2 separate regions of the Homo sapiens genome follow, and region 2 is linked to region 1. A link is an interaction called in ENCODE POLR2A ChIA-PET data of the cell type or tissue named here. Cell type or tissue: B cell. All regions are shown on one strand. Each heading gives the region's core, and the rest is flanking DNA. Links, peaks and the distances in the headings are about the cores only.

Region 1 (2,935 bases), core at 136-2,635:
AAACTGTACCTAGTTGAAGAGTGTATATAATATTAACACTCATGACAATTTCAATCCAACCGTTGATATAGCTTCAAATTACTATTAATTGTGGCTATTTTTTGGGAAAAAATTGTGCAAAGCTTATGAGGGCCCAGTATACGAAAGGCTTAATTTTTAAGAGTCAAATCTACATTTGTCACAAGAGTTCAAAAAGTGGCATTATAGTGCAAAAACACTAGAAAATGCTATCTCTTACTCATAAGTCGTTTAAAACAGGTTGGAAATCATATAAAAATACTCAGTACCTTATAAGTAATTAACAAAAATATTTCCATTGACTACTCTGTGTCCAAAGTGATTAAGGACAAAAATAGAAATTCTTGCTTTATTATTTGATAAACTGCTGATAAGCTCCCATTAGAAGTTTTTTAGACATTACACCAAGTTGTCTTGGTCTTCTGTTCATATATATATATATATATATATATATACACACATATATATATGCATTTTTTCAAGTAAAGAAATGTTTAACAGATGTAAACTATTTATTGAATATTTGCCACCAAATATTGTTAAATACATTATCTTGCAGCATATCGCTTTCAAGTTAAAATGTCAGAAACAAACACCAATATTTACAATTCTTTTAAGGAATGTTATATAATGACACATTAAGGCGTAAATTCTTTTGGCTTATAATTCTTAAAAGAATGATAATAGCAAAAGTGATGCAAAATCTTCAGTGTGAGATTATGATTAAGCTACATTTTACAAAAATATGGTGTAAGATGGCAATAATCCCATTCAACATCCTGGATTAGATCCCTTCAGGAGGGACTGATAATTTATACAGTCAAACTTTAAAATTTACAGATAAAGGCAGTTCAATACTGCCACTGAGAAGTACATCTCTTAACATATACAACTTTCAGGCCACAGTTTTGAAGGTCTGAAGTATTAAGTTGGTTTGATGAATTAGTCGGTTGGCACTTACGAACACATTTATTGCCCTGTTTAAAAAGAAAAGAATAAGCATTAATTTCATCCAAAAAATTCACCCTTTTAAGATTTATACTATTAACAGTAGCAATGGAATCAATTTTAGAAAAAAAAAAAAGACAAGTTAGTATTATTAAAACTTTTATTCCAATTTAGGATATAATAGTCTTGCATCATTTTAAACTATCTAGTAATTACTGCCCCCTGGTGGTTCTGACTGGTAATAAAATGTTGGAGGACTGCTAATGATAGTGCCTCAACAACCCAGTTCATTTATAGGTGGAACAAGTTAACTGGCCAAAAGGAGGATTCAGATGTGGTCTCCAGCTGTGGTTTCATAGAAGTTAACAAGTAAAATCCAGCAAAGTATCATAATCTCAAAATTTGTAATTAATGGGCATAATACTCAAGAAAAATCTAATTACTTCCAATCTGATTCATCCCAATCTCTTTATCTCCTTAAAAAAAGGTAGAAATTCTAAGCTACAAACTACTACAAACTACTTTTACTATAAACATACTTTTAAAACAAAATAATCATGCAGTTTCAAAATCTGGGAGCTGACAACATATAAAAATATATTCTTTAAAACTGGCTTTGAGCCCCACCACATTCTCCTAATGGCTCATCTTCATGCAGCTGGGATTCAGAGATGATGCCCTAGTCCCACTGTGTGGCCTCAACAGTTTCCTAGTATCATATCTAGCATGCACCCGCATCCTAGACATTTCTCAAAAGAGAAGGCCCAGGGACTGGACCTGGTGGCTCGCACCTGTAATCCCAGCACTTTGGGAGGCCAAGGTGGGCGGATCATGAGGTCTCTTGGAGTGTGAGACCAGCCTGGCCAACATGGTGAAACCTTGTCTCTACTAAAAATACAAAAATTAGCCGGGCATGGTGGCATGTGTCTATAATCCCAGCTCGGGAGGCTGAGGCAGGAGAATTGCTTGAACCCAGGAGCTGGAGGTCGCAGTGAGCCCAGATCCAGCCTGGGCAACATAGCAAGACTCTGTCTCCAAAAAAAAAAAAAAAAAAAAAAAAGAGAAGGGCCAGGAAGAAATAGCTGAATCAATGCAAATCCATCCCCCTACTGAAAGATGGCCTAAAGATCAGGTTCTATCAATAATTTTCTGTTTTGAGGAAACAGGTATAAAACTCAAGCACATTATTGATACACAAAGAACTGGAATTTTAAAAAGCTGCTGAATGGAGAGAAAGTAGTAGCAACGACACTGAATCCATATGCAGAGTAAATAATTTCAATTAATTAATGAAAATTAGTCTCTAAATTAATGTCTACCTTTCATTGTGCTTATTCCATAATAGTAATTTAAAATCAGAAATAATAATCCCATCATGTAAATTATTATTTTAATGTGTTTTTGGTTATTTGAGCTTAGCATAAATCAAATAAAAGTTTATTTTCAAAACACAAATGCCAGCTTATTAAACTAAGTCATCAAGGAGCATTTCCCTTAGACAAACCTGTGTATGGAACACCACCACAAAACAAGTAATAAAATTTAGCTCGATATCTCTAATTCATAATATAAATGTAAATACTTCAACCTGTTTGAACTGTTAAAAATGACTCTGAAAATTAACATAATTCTATCTAATGTATTTTTATCATTTTTAAATATTACTACAATAATACTGTAATGATGTGACATGAATATAGAGATCTTAAAACCTGAATAGCAGGATGGAATGATTGAGGTCTCTATTTACTTTTCTGACTTTAAGCACTGTTAAAAAATAATCTTGTTCAAAAAATTCTCACATTTGACTTGAAGTGCAAATAACTACCTATACGGCCAGACTTTCCATCAGTTTATACATTATACGTATGCATGTATGTATGTTAAAATATATAAAATCTCTTGGTTTTCTATAGTGCATCACAACCAATTATATATAAATTAAAAAATAATGTCCAATTTACATTTT
Region 2 (2,935 bases), core at 172-2,671, 66 kb after region 1:
GGAAGTCAACTTTCATTAAAATACTGAATCTCATTTCCTCTCTTCTGTGTCTTAAATTTTTGTTTGTGTTTTTTTGCTCTAGTTTACTCTCATACAATGTTCCTTTTATGTCTTACCTTACCCTAATGGGAACATTTTATTTTTTGGTTTGACTCCTTCTCAACATCCACAAAACATATGAAGACATCTATGCTTTTTACCATCATTAAAACATAATGTTCAGCTAGCTGCCTGGCATGAATAATCCATCACTGAGGACCATTAACCATACATGACAAGCTACAGTACAGTAATTGCTATCTTTATACAAGACAATTGTGACTATAAGGCTGATGACTTAAAACCATAAACCCAGTCTCACTTTAAATCTAATAGTGCACCAACTGATATTTTAAGTAGTGTTCTCTTTTCTTCTTTTTAGAATGACTTATAAATGAGAAACTTTAACAGGAATATCTCATTTATTAAAAGGATCCAGAATTTCCACTGTAACACACCTTAGAATGCAGGAAATAAGCTTACAAACCCAGCCAAATTCCTTGCTGTGAAATTCACCTTATTTATCCATTAGCCTTTATGCAGAACCTGTTTACTGTTAATAAACTGTTTAATTTACTATTGAATGCTGTTTATATGTTTAGACAAATTAACAGTGACTCAATATAAACAAAAGATGAGAGGGGAAAAAAGCTAAGAAACTAAGAAAGCATAGGTGCCGGAAGGGTTCATGTCTTGACCTCAGAGAAGTGCAGAGACATAAGCTGTGGGGCAGTATGTAGTGCTCAGTAGATACTGGCTGGGTGAATGAAGGACAGAGCCAGAAAGTTTTAAAAAATGACCTTCAGGCATAAGAAAGAGGATTAATTGTTACATTTCCACTTTTCTGGAAAAACTAAGTGAATTATATATTTTGTTAAAGTTTCATGCAAATGGGTAAAATAAAAATAAATTTCGGTGCTTAAAAAGTAAATTCACAGCTATTGATAAAACACCCAGCCGGGATGACTTATTTTCAGAGAAATTAAAGAAACCAAAGCTTTGCTTTTTTTTCTGGATGTCACTACATGTATATGTTACCCAAATATCTAAAATGACAGCACTGAAATGTCTGTTTCAGAAATGTGCATATGAAATGATTAATTACACATTATGTAACATATCTTCTTCCCAGGTTGAATTTAGCAAGCTCTATGAGAAATATTTTTTCAGCCATGCAGTGTAGCTTGGGAAAGTAAGAACAAGATGACTGCACATAGAAATTAATGAAATAGAAAAGGCAACATGGAGCAATGGGTTTGCCATCACGTGTTCGTGATGCTTATTTGTGTATCATGTGAAGGCTATTATTAGTATGTGAAGAGAAAGTGAAAGGTTTACAGGAGGCAGTGGGTGTTGTCTAGAAGGAAATCCAGAACTGCTTCACTGTTTCTGAGACTGAACTTTTTACTGTGACCTAAGCACTAATATCTTTACATCCATACATTATCACCCTTAATTTTTATGACAATCGTATGAGACAAGTACTATCATAATTCTCATTTCATAGATGAGGAAAGTGGGGCATAGAAAATCATATAGGTTATTTCAGGTATCACCACACAGTACCTAGTTTGCATTTGTTTCCAGCCAAAACATAGTTCTGCAATATAATTATGATCTCAGAAGTAACCAGAATACTTTGTGTATTTCTATGGAATTGTCCATATTTACTTCACAGTATTTGTATATTGTACCTTGCATTCTTCAACTATGAATTCTCTTGCATTCTTAAAAAATTAGACAGCTGCAATTACATATCTAAACCCTATAAAAATAATAAAATCAATATATAAAAACTCTAACTTCAGACAAAAACTAGAGAATGTTTCATGATAATATTAAAAAAAGAATAGAAAATCCACGGCAAGCTTACTTTAAATTAGGCATTTCAAACTGGCAGTTTGACAGACTGAAATCTTTCTGTCTCACCTCCTGCCAGCTAAATTATGTTTTGCAGAGTTTATTATGTTAGGAAAAAAAAGATTTTCTTTAGGTAAGGAATATCCTCTTCAGTTACCGCAGACTCCTCTATTCTCCATTATACTGGACCAATTCACACATTTATATTATCTGCTAAGAAACTGCAGACTTCTGAGTTTGTCAGAACTTTCAATCATGAGCACCTTGGTAAATTTAAAATATGCTATTGAATTATTAACATAGTTTTTGGAATATGTCTACTTGATAAAATGAGGTAGCCCTGTAATTACACAAAGTAAGTCAAACTGTATCAGAATAGTTTTTCAAAGCTTAGTCTCTATAAGCAAAGATTAAATTATTAAGCAGTCAACCGTATCTGTTAACTTCCTTTAAATGTTTTCTCCACATGGAAAGGAATAGGAAATAAGAGATTTTTCTTAAGCCAGATGAAAAATTTGAGATGTGTTAAATTACTCCGCTAAATATATAGATTTATCAGAGAATAGTGTTGAGGTTATCGACACAAATGGTGATGGGTTGTCAATGGCATTTTCAGGCTGTCAACTCAACTGTCAGGATGAAACTAATTGGTACATCATATGCAGCGTTATGTATGATTTGTTCTAATATCTTTTCCAGTACGGTATCTAGTATCTTTTTCATGTACGATAATAAAGCCTCCAATATTAGTGATTCTCCTTCATGTGTGAAGTGACATTTTAAAACTGTATACTGTCCCACAATATAAATGGATTTTGTTTCAAATTGTGTTGTATGAAATTAAACTTTGTGAAATTGCCAACATTTGACTATTTTTGACCTACCAAAAAAAGGTAATTTATATGGTTCAACCTAATACAATAGTTATGCCAAATGGGGAAAATGTTTTTCAAGAGAAACTGAAATACAGGTTTGTTTTGAGATTAGTAATAAACATGCATTGTGTTCCTGCTTTCTGCCAGACCCTGAGCTCTCA

What was found. ChIA-PET counts read pairs that join two places held together with the same protein. Peaks named below come from ENCODE experiments on the same cell type or tissue, not always from the same donor. Only the 100,000 strongest peaks of a DNase experiment are listed, where the experiment ranks them.
Region 2: POLR2A ChIA-PET joins it to region 1 with 13 read pairs; 7 of 35 experiments call an interaction of 5 or more read pairs at or near these places.

What each region holds. Positions count from the first base shown.
Region 1 is chr3:167,683,395-167,686,329 of GRCh38, forward strand. PDCD10 (programmed cell death 10) reads right to left here. Exons shown (of 9, transcript NM_007217.4): 9 at 1-995. The coding sequence ends at 914. Among named protein-coding and RNA genes, the nearest start is that of WDR49, 31 kb to the left of the region's middle. In B cell, for the core only: CTCF peaks have their summits at 1,158 (motif pointing left) and 1,359; a DNase peak (open chromatin) is centred at 1,207; H3K27ac peaks cover 440 bases.
Region 2 is chr3:167,749,158-167,752,092 of GRCh38, forward strand. The region is part of intron 1 of SERPINI1 (serpin family I member 1); the gene reads left to right. Among named protein-coding and RNA genes, the nearest start is that of SERPINI1, 15 kb to the left of the region's middle. RefSeq lists an enhancer at 1,332-1,451. In B cell, for the core only: no CTCF peak of the experiment used is centred there; a DNase peak (open chromatin) is centred at 1,344; H3K4me3 peaks cover 958 bases; H3K27ac peaks cover 2,500 bases.